Linked DNA regions of Homo sapiens: region 2 is linked to region 1. Evidence: chromatin loops called from intact Hi-C (ENCODE). Cell type or tissue: tibial artery. All regions are shown on one strand. Links, peaks and the distances in the headings refer to the core of each region. The heading gives the core; the rest is flanking DNA. Region 1 overlaps RPRD1B (regulation of nuclear pre-mRNA domain containing 1B). Region 2 holds the start of SNORA71B (small nucleolar RNA, H/ACA box 71B).

The links. A loop is a pair of places that touch in the nucleus more often than their neighbours do. Peaks named below come from ENCODE experiments on the same cell type or tissue, not always from the same donor. Only the 100,000 strongest peaks of a DNase experiment are listed, where the experiment ranks them.
Region 2: a loop joins it to region 1, with 6 times the contacts of the local background. A loop is called at or near these places in 9 of 110 quality-filtered maps.

The regions. Positions count from the first base shown.
Region 1 is chr20:38,034,824-38,040,202 of GRCh38, forward strand. The region is part of intron 1 of RPRD1B (regulation of nuclear pre-mRNA domain containing 1B); the gene reads left to right. It overlaps LOC124904898 (a long non-coding RNA gene), which reads left to right. Exons shown (of 2, transcript XR_007067579.1): 1 at 1-582; 2 at 2,636-3,284. Among named protein-coding and RNA genes, the nearest start is that of RPRD1B, 3.8 kb to the left of the region's middle. In tibial artery, for the core only: no CTCF peak of the experiment used is centred there; no DNase peak of the experiment used is centred there; H3K4me3 peaks cover 227 bases; H3K27ac peaks cover 75 bases.
Region 2 is chr20:38,423,355-38,428,733 of GRCh38, forward strand. It overlaps SNHG17 (small nucleolar RNA host gene 17), which reads right to left. Exons shown (of 8, transcript NR_185934.1): 4 at 3,065-3,149; 5 at 2,581-2,698. SNORA71B (small nucleolar RNA, H/ACA box 71B) reads right to left here and starts at 1,976; the gene lies at 1,841-1,976. SNORA71A (small nucleolar RNA, H/ACA box 71A) reads right to left here and starts at 4,089; the gene lies at 3,952-4,089. RefSeq lists an enhancer at 2,687-2,986. In tibial artery, for the core only: no CTCF peak of the experiment used is centred there; a DNase peak (open chromatin) is centred at 2,917.

The DNA of each region.
Region 1 (5,379 bases), core at 312-5,311:
ACTGGCTTGGACACTTGCAGCATGTTGCCTCTGCCAACTGCCTAGAATTTAAGCCTGACTTTGCCGCCTTACTGACCCCAGCAACTTAACCTGTCTGTGCCTTAATTTTCTTATCTACAGAATGGATAACTGAAATTTACTATGTCTTTATTACATGCGAAGTGCAGTACTGATATCTTTACATACATTGCCATTAAAAAAAATTCTCGGAGCCCTATGAAGTAGGAACTTTGCAGAAGAGGAAAAACTGAGACTCATCTCGTGGTGAGGAGTAAACGGGATAATCCAAATGAACATTTAGCATGGGGTGAGGCACAGTGTAGGCATTCAGCAGATTATGGTGAGATGAGACTTTTGATTACTCACTGTGAGGCATGGTCTTTACCTTCAAGTTGCTTACAGTCTGGTGGGGAAAGATGGACACCTACACTCCCGGATGAGTTTCATAATGGAAGACTGAAGAAATGAAGCTCAGAGCTGCTCCAGACACCCTATATGTGGTAGGCCTTTATAGCGAAGTGGCTTTACAAGTGTTCTATACTATCTGTGAGTTGGGGACACCACAGATGTCCTGCTCTACAGGTGAGGAAACTGAAGTGGCTAAGTGGTATTTTCAAGGCTTTCGAACTGAACAGGCTCAGACTACAACAGGCTGGCAAACACCAAAATCTTCATGATTTTTTTCAGGAGACCCAGTTCTAGCCCTTTAGCAGGGACTGCCCCCAAATATCGCGTACTGTACTGAGATAGGGATCCCCTCAGCCCTTCGGGCAGTTCCGGGAAGAGGTAGAGCCTGGAGTTTATGGGGCCTTCTTCATGTACCCCACTGTGCCATTCAGAAATTATTTGAAGAGTGTGCTGAAATGTGAATTGCCACTGTACAGAATTCTATTGGGTGGGACCTCAAGAGGCAGTTAAAGTCCATCTCAGGTGTCATTTTTTTTGTTTTTTTTTTTTTGAGATGGGGGTCTCGCTCTGTCACCCAGGCTGAAGTGCAGTGGTGCGATCTCAGCTCACTGCAAGCTCCACCTCCCGGGTTCATGCCATTCTCCTGCCTCAGCCTCCCGAGTAGCTGGAACTACAGGGGCCCGCCACCACACCCAGCTAATTTTTTGTATTTTTAGTAGAGATGGGGTTTCACTGTGTTAGCCAGGATGGTCTTGATCTCCTGACCTTGTGATGCCCCCGCCTCGGCCTCCCAAAGTGCTGGTATTACAGGTGTGAGCCACCACGCCTGGCCAAGTGTCACTTCTTTTGTGACACTTTCTTGATTCCTTGCCTCACCCTAGTTGAGTTACTGAAAAAAAGCAAATTAGAGAGTACATTTGTGTATGAAGCTCCGTTATCCCTAATCTTACGTGGTAAAGCCTTATGTTGCAAGTAGGCTAGCATTATTATCCTCATTTTATAGATGAGATGATAAAGGTATAGAGGGATTAAGTGCCTTGTCCACAGACATACAGCTAGGACATGAGCCCAGGGCTGCCTGATGCCAAAATGTGTTCTTTTTCATGTACTCAGTGCCTCAATGCATTTAATAAGTGAAGGTGGTCACCTGACTGCAATCAAACTGTGGTGCTTTCATTTATTAGAATTAATGAGTGCCTCCCACCCCATCATACCAGTTTAGCATTTAATTTGTTCCTACTAGCTGTTCATTTGAACTGGTTACATCTTTGTCATTAGATTATGTTTTGAGAGAGGAACTAGACCTTCTTGTTTATTTGCAACACCACAGGATATCGCGTGGTGCCTGTTATATAGTTTAAAAATAGGAATTAAATCATGGTCTCTGATAGAATTTTCGTGGTTGAGTAAAGGATCTAAACAGCGCTATCCAATACAACTTTCTATGATAGCAGCATAAAGGATATAAACAGCGCTATCTAATACAATTTTCTGTGATAATAGCAATGTTTTCTATCTGTGCCATCCAACAGGTAGCCGCTTGGTATATGTGGCTATGGAGCACTTAAAATGTGTGACTAAGGAACTAAAGTTTTAAGTAGATAGAATTGAAAATTTAGTTTCCAGTTTTTACCAGCTGCAATTCAGGTGTTCCAATAGCCACACGTGGCTAGTGGCTAACTTACTGGACAGTGCAGAGTTAAAAAAAGATGCTCTTCCAAGCATCAATACCTAGCTTCCGAATATCCAGGCTTATTTCATGAACTGAAAATGCCCCCACACTGAAAGAAAAGGATTCTGTGCCCTAATGTTCAGATTGATTAGCCCTGTAGGTTCTACCTAGGGTGAAGTCATTTTCCGTAGCTGAGATGCTCACAGACTGTCTCTGAGTTGCCTTCAAAATATATGAGATTTATAAAAATTAACTTTTTTTCTTGCTTAAATACTTCTATTCCTGATGTGTTGTCTTTCCATTTTCTAGGAATAATTTTTAATTTATCCCATTTGAGCTCTGTTCTAAGTAGAACGTCTCCCCTTCTTTATGGACTAGTTTTGGTGTAAAGTGCTCCTAAATGAATGTTTTTAATGGTGTTTTGTATCTTGGCCTGAATGTAGGTAATGGGCTTTTATTGCAGAATTACTTTAAGACTTTCTGTAGATGTCAAAACCAGCCAAACAAGTGAAAAGTTTTGATTAACCAGTTGTTTAAATTTTACTCAACAACTAGTTTGACCAGTTTGGAATGGACATGGGTAGTGAGTGAAAGGACCTATTTCTGTCGTATAGGAAGGACATCTGAACAAGTGAGTTGTCCCCCAGGATTGGGATGGAGGGGTGTGCATGTTGTGTGTATTGTGACTGTGTGTGCTCAAGAGCTCTAGGGTTTTGTCATATCACCTTGACACACATGGTGCTTATGTTGACTGTTGAGGATGTTGAATATGGAGGGATACAGTTTATCCTAAATAAATCCCCATTGTTAAGTTCTGGGGTGATGAAAATTAATTGGCATTGTAAACAGTGAAAACCTTGGGTCTCAAGCCCCTTAGATACCTTGTTTGTCTACTGAGAAGTATATATCAGGTCTTGAATGTCCACACTGACATTTTACAATATGGATTCTAGGTTTTTTTTTTTTCAACATAAAGTGTATGGAATTTTAAAGCTTCACTTAATGAAATTTGCTTTGTTGAAGTTCTGTTTTGCTTTCGAATCTGCTAACTTGCATGGGATTATAGGTGTAGTAGTTTCACTTACATCAACTTTGCAGAGCAAGGTTTGCTTTAACAAAAAAGCACGTTTTGCCATAATCATACCTTTGTAGCAACAGTAGATATTGTAACTACTGACACTTTTGTTCTGCTTTTGAATAATAATTAGAAAGTTGAAGAAAGCTCCAGGTTCCTAGTATTCTTATCAGTTGGCCATCTAAACTAGGTTATTACCAGAAGGTTAAGACAATTCAGGGTATCCATATTTAATTTTATGAGCATTTAAGACATCAGTTTCATCAGTTTAAACTGTAATGTGCTATTAAAATCATGTTTTTAACTTGGGTTACTCTCCTGTAGCTACATTTTTTTTTTTTTTTTTGAGACGGAGTCTCTTACTCTGTCACCCAGGTGGGAGTGCAGTTGGCGCGATCTCGGCTCACTGCAACCTCCGCCTCCCAGGTTCAAGTGATTCGCCTGCCTCAGCCTCCCAAGTAGCTGGGTTTACAGGCGCCTGGCACCACGCCCGGCTGATTTTTTTTGTTTTGTTTTTTTTTTTTTTTTTTTTTTTTGAGACAGAGTCTTGCTCTGTCACCCAGACTGGAGTGCAGTGGTGTGATCTCGGCTCACTGCAAGCTCCGCCTCCTGGGCTCACCCCATTGTCCTGCCTCAGCCTCCTGAGTAGCTGGGACTACAGGCGCCCGCCACCACGCCTGGCTAATTTTTTGTATTTTTAGTAGAGACAAGGTTTCACCATGTTAGCCAGGATGGCCTTGATCTCGTGACCTCAGGTGATCCACCTGCCTTGGCCTCCCGGAGTGCTGGGATTACAGGCGTGAGCCACTGTGCCCAGCCTCCTGTAGCTACATTTTAAAATGTCAGATCTTATGCCTGCTATGTCAGACATATCAATGCTTTGTACATTTCAAAAGAAACAACTGGTTTCAGAGAGAAATAGAGTTACTCAGGTGTGTTAAGGTTGATAAAGAGCTTGTGTTTTTCAGGTACTTTAGCATTGGAGAAAACTTTGTGTTTTGAAACATCTAATTATGTTCTTATTTATTTCTTTTAAAAGAAAATTGGAACCAAAAATTGTAGGGATGTAACTTTATAGTTGAGAAATTATGTGCATAGAAGCCAGGGAATTCAGTAATGTTCCCCAAAGCAACTGTAACTCAGACATATTGCACGAGGTTTTTATGGTTTAATATATGATACCATATAGAGTAATAGGGAATAACCACATTTCATATAAATAAGAGAGAATTATGGTTTTTGTGAAAGCCCTAATTTTGCATATCTAGATTTCACACGTGTGTAAATTTTCAATAAGAGTGTAGTGTTAATGTATACTTGTATTTGAGCTAATATCTATTGGTGCACCTAGAGATTCTTCTATATTATTGATTATGGTTATTGGAGTATCAGAGAAATTCTCAGTTTAGGAGCAAAATTACAAGAAACCTTTTTTTTTTTTTTGAGACGGAGTTTTGCTCTTGTTGCCCAGGCTGGAGTGCAACAGCATGATCTAGGCTCACCACAACCTCTACCTCCCGGATTCAAGCGATTCTCCCACCTCAGCCTCCTGAGTAACTGGGATTACAGGCATGTGCCACCACGCCAGGCAAATTTTGTATTTTTAGTAGAGACGGGGTTTCTCCACGTTGGTCAGGCTGGTCTCAAACTCCCGACCTCAGGTGATCCGTCCATCTCGGCCTCCAAAAGTGCTGGGATGACAGGCATGAGCCACCACGCTCGGCGAAACCATTTTAAAATTGAAACCTAACTCAGTCTTTTTTTTTTTTTTTTGAGACAGAGTCTTGCTCTATTGCCCAAGCTGGAGTACAGTAGTGCAATCTCGGCTCACTGCAACCTCCACCTCCTGGGTTCAAGCGATTCTCCTGCCTCAGCCTCCTGAGTAGCTGGGACTACAGGTGCCCACCATCACACCCGGCTAATTTTTGTATCTTTAGTAGAGGTAGGGTTTCACCATGTTGGCCAGGCTGGTCTCAAACTCCTGACCTCAAATGATCCACCCACCTCGTCCTCCCAGAGTGCTGAGATTACAGGCATGAGCCACTGCGTCCGGCCAACTCAGTCTTTCATTCTGAAATATTTGATAATTAAAAGTGAGTTAGAAGTTGCTCATTTTTGCAGTAGAATAAATAAAAGCCCTAGTTTCAACATTAACACTGACTGCTTATCCTTTAGGAATTCTCTTTGGATTATCTTAATTTTTACTATCAATTAATTACCCTGG
Region 2 (5,379 bases), core at 94-5,093, 390 kb after region 1:
CACTGCAACCTCTGTCTCCTGGGCTTAACTTCAGCCTGGGTGACAGAGGGAGACCCTGTCTCAACCAAAAAAAAGAAAAAGATAGAGAAAGATCCTGTCATTTGCCACAACATGGATGGACCTGGAGGATATTATGTTAAATGAAATAAGCTAGACACAGACAAACAGTGCATATCTCACTTATGTGTGCAATGTTAAAAAAAAAAAAAAAAGGTCAAGCATACAAAGATAGAGAATAAAATGGTAATTACCATGGGCAGGAGCTGAAGGAAATAGGGAGATGTAGGCCAAAGGACACCAAGTAGCAGATATACAGGATGAGTAAGTCTAGAGGGCTCACGCACAACATAAGGGATTTCTGTGAAGCAGGTTTCAGCTGCTCCTCACACACACTAAAAACGGTGACTATGTGAGATAACAGACATGCTCATCGGCTTCACCATAGTAACCACTGTGCTATCTATATCTGTCCCATTATTCTATAACATCATGTTGTAAACTCAAATATAGACAATAAACATTTTAAAAACAGGTTGGGTGTGGTGGCTCACGCTTGTAATCCCAGCACTTTGGGAGGCTGTCCCAATTATTTGTATCACATAAGGCCAGGACTTCGAGACCAGCCTGGCCAACATGGTGAAACCCCATCTCTACTAAAAATACAAAAATTAGCTGGGCGTGGTGATGCACATCTTTAATCCCAGCTACTCGGAGGCTGAGGCATGAGAATCACTGAACCCAGGAGGCAGAGGCTGCAGTGAGCCGTGTTTGCACCACTGCACTCCAGCCTGGGCAACAGAGCAAGACTGGGTCTCAAAAAAAAAAAAATTAAAAAAAAAAGAAAAAAAGGATGCCAAGGCAAGAAGGCTTTTGGAGCAGGCCATGCCTGGCAGTGATCAGCACAGACCTGGGATGGGTAATGAACAGGTGGGGTGGGAGAGCCCCGCACCTACCATCTAGTGTGTAAGAGCTGCATTCATACATCTGACTATACCTATAGCATATTGTCTCCCCCGATTACTACTCTAGCCCTTGCCACCTTAATCTAAGGCCAGAAGGAAAATCCACCTCTGGTAGACCATGGACGCTCCTCACAGCCAGGACTGAAGGTGGACTGTAACAGCTGGCTTGTTCTAGGACATTTTTAACCCCAGCACTGCTCAATGGGATAAGCCTTGTCACCTTACAACAATGTGTCTTCTCATTTACTGTTTGTCCAGGTGCTACATGTCAGTTACCAGGCACCATGTGAAACAAGACAGAGGCACTGCCCTGAGGAAGCTCACAGCACAGTGGGCAGGAGAAGCAAACCAACAATTCCCAGACAGTGTGACCAGTGCTGAGAGGTGGGAAGGAGTGTGATGGGGAGGCAGAGAGAGCTTCTGGGGGGAGCTCTAGGAAGGGGTAACCACTACTGTGGCTCCAAAACTAGCTCAGAGACATAAACTCAGTGTGGCAGGTCCCTGCTTCACTGTCCTTTGACAGGAGCCTCTGAGTCCCATGCTAGGCACAAGGGACACTCAATGAACCATACAGCACCAGTGTATGGTAGATGCATGTAACAATAGCTTCTTAGGAAATGAGGGTTGCCATGTGGAGGTTACTGGGGGAAGGTGCTATATAATCTGCATGCATTTTACAAGTGGATGAGGTGCCCCCATCCAGCCCCCCACCACTAGACTGCTGACTGCCCTCAAGTTCCCCAGATAAACCCTGTTTCCTTCACTGGCTCCAGGTCTCTTCTCCGGCCTGTTGAACCTGGTGCCATCCCTAATGAGGTAAACAGGGGTCTGGCACGACAACCAGGTACCAGGAGGTAACATCACTGGTGAGAATAAAGGCATGTACGAAAGCTCCAGAGTTTGGAAGGGATAGGAGTGGACCCTTCAAACACGGGGAAGCGCTTTCATTGATTCCTCTCCCTGCACTATCAATGACCAGGGCAAAGGCAGCCCACGATCACTTTCGAATACAGGGACAAAATAGGGCAGTGAGTGAGTTGAGAGGGGAGGCACTGACAGCAGCTTAGGAAGGGCCCAAACTAAGAGACCTGGAAACAAGTCAGTGACCAGATTTGCAGCCTAGAATTGCAGCAGCTGCTTCTGATTCCCAAAGATTTCTAACATGGTTTGATTTCCCAAACTTTAGCATGAATACGAATCACCTGGAGACCATGTTAAGCCAGATTGCTGGCTCCAGATCCAAAACTTCTGATGTAGTAGGTTGGGACAGGGCTAAGAACTTGCACTTCTTACAAGTTCCCAAGTAATACTGATGGTACCTGGTTCTGGGACCACAGTTTGAGAACCACTACTCAAATGCTTCCCTCATAAGAGAATGAGATGGAAGATCAACTCTGGGTGAAATGTTGAGAATTCACTGGATTAGGAAGTCAGGGATTGTGTGATACTATCCACACGTCGGCCAGGCCTGGACTTACTATCCATAATCCCAGCACTTTGGGAAGCCAAGGTGGAAGGATTGCTTGAGCCCAGGAATTCAAAACGAGCCCAAGCAACATGGTGAGACTCCGCCTCTACAAAAAATTTCTAAAAATTAGCTGGGTGCAGCAGCACGTACCTGTGGTCCCAGCTACTCAGGAAGCTGAGGTGGAGGATCACTTGAGCCCAGGTCGAGGCTGCAGTGAGCCATCATTGCACCACTGCACTCCAGCCTGGGTGACAGAATGAGACCCTGCCTCAAAAAAAAAAAAAAAAAAAAAAAATCCATAAATCACTTCATAACAAGGATCGCCACCAAGTCCAGAGAAAACCACTAGCTAATTGCCTGCCTCCAAAATGCAGTACTCCTCCCACTTCAACAAACTATGCCAATCCACACTAGGATGACTCAGAGCCCAAGGGGAGCTCTGTAAGCCCCACCGTGATTCACACAGTGGAGTCGCAGAGTTCGAGGAAAAGAGGGTGTCACATGTCCCTGTGGGCCTCAGTGGAAGAGCAAGCAATGGGAAGCAGCCTCTGCCTCCCCTCTAGTGACCTCAAAGCCTTCGTCCTTGCGGCCTGAACACCAGTGCATTCTCTAGAGAAGCACCCAGGATTCATACCTTACAAGCACCGCAGCTCAGCCTCTTCTTGAAGACACGTCACCTGGGGCCACTGGGCACACAGGACAGAGGTCAGCTGACAATCCTGCAATGACAAGAAGCCACACATATCACTTCTTATAACACATTCCACTATCCAACATGTTCAACAGGAAAAAGCGACCTCTCAATCGGGGTGGGATGGGCTAGACGGCGGCTGCATCAGTGACTTCCCCTTGGTCCTCCCTCTCTAGCTTTATTCCTGATCTTACAACTCCACCCATTCCTCCAGGGGCAACCTGAGAACCAGTCATCCTCAGGGGAGCCCCAAAGGCCAGCACAAAAGGCAGAGGAATTAAGAGCTGGAATGGTGGCCAGTGAGTGACACCAATGCACACCTCAGAGGGTCGAGAGAACAGGCGAAACTCTTGGGTGGGAAGTGAGGGAAGTGTTTTGCCTCTCAGAACCCGGCTGTGCTCCCCTTGCAGCAATGAGCACTTTCTCTTTCTTACGACAAACCCTTCAGGACCCCCTATTCCAGGCCAATGACATGTAAAGATGTAAAGATGCTACCCTATCCTGTCCCCAAGTTACACATACACACACACACACACACACACACACACACACACACACGGGGTCAGCCCTGCTCACCCCAACCTCAAAGTCTCCCTCATGTTTATATGCCAATATTGCACTTATTCGAAACTGTGCTATCCACTGCGACACACCATGACTCATTACATATCACATTCCCTTCCTGATCTACCCCTCAGAACACAGAGCCTGGTTTCTGCAAAGAGAGGTCAAGCTGAGAAAGACTTAAGCATGATGCCCCCCCGCACTGACTTTCATGTGGCAGCCAAGCAAGCGCCGGACTCCTCAAGGGCTGGCAGGAGAGCAACAGGAGTTGTGTGAAAGCTTCAGGGTTCGGATGGGATAGGGTGGACCCTCCAAACACGGGGACAACCTCTTTCAGCGTTCCTCTCCCTGCACTATCAATGACCTAGGCACAGGCAGCCTATGATCACTTTCGGATGCAGGAGCAGAAACAGACAGGAGAGCCAGGAAGGGCAGGAGGATGGTGCCAGGGCCTGTGGGATGACCCAAGTCAGGGACAGTACAAGACTCCTGCAGCTGCCATCTGTCCTGTAAAATCCCATAAAACCTAACCACCAAGGGGAATCAAAGGGGAAACACCTCTGACAAAAGCCCTGGAAAAATCTGGGGACTAGAGAGCAGGATCATGGGGTCACGTCTGTAAAAATCAATTATGCCCTACCTTTGTTTTCTGTATCAGGAAATTGAGATTCAAAACAGGTCAGATGGCCCTTGGCTGGCATCTGGGAACTTGGCTCTCGGGATGTTCCTAGTCAACAGTTTACTGATCAGAACCGTTCACTGGACACAGTCTCTCCGTGCAAATAATGTGGCACAGGCACCTGTTTTCCTGAAAGTCTGGAATTTTGGTGCGTGCTAGGCAGGTGGTGTCTACATAACCAGATCCCAGTAAACACCCCGGGCATGGAGGCCCTACTGGGCTTCCCTGGGCAGAAACACTGCACACAGGCTGAATGCATTTTCACTGCTGAGGGGAGAATGGGTTCCATGTGATTTCTGAGAGAGGGAGGGAGCATGAGGAAGCTGGCACAGGGATTCCTCCAGACTCAACCTGCATCTTTTTTCCTGAATCATTTGGCTGTGTACCCCTACAATGTTGCTAGGTTAAATCTTAACCATTGATTACAACTGGAAAGAAATCCAGCCACTTTCCATTATGACATGCTGCTAATGCACTGCAGGAAAAGCCCCCAGCGCTCGCCCCAGGCAGCTCCCTGCAGGGGCCTCCTCCTCCACAGCCCCTGAAGGCACAGAAGGAGGGGCCAGCTCCAATCCAGCTTTCCCAGGGAAGAGGAGTCTGGATCTGGGAATCCATAGGACATGGCTCCTCTTCTCATCCTCACCTCTCCCTACGTCACCACCAAAGCACCAGAAAAAAAGGGGACGTGACTTTACAGGGTGCAAAAAGCCAAAATTCCAGAGATGGACAAGAAACCTTACCTCGGGCCCTGCGGTCTGCCACTCTCCTGCAACACCTCTCACTAAGCATCTCTACAGTGTTGCATAGATGCTGACTAAACCGTTCTTCTCACCTGAACAGCCATGACTTCTTTTAGGAATGAAATAGCAGCTTATCTCTAAGAAAGGGGCTAGAGAACTTCTAAGGCAGGGATGATATCCGCTTCATCTGTCAGGCCAACTGTTACTAAGTTCAAGAGGATGCTGGGGCCATGATGATCTTGGGATGTGCTGTTTCTCCAGCAGCGTCCAGCAAG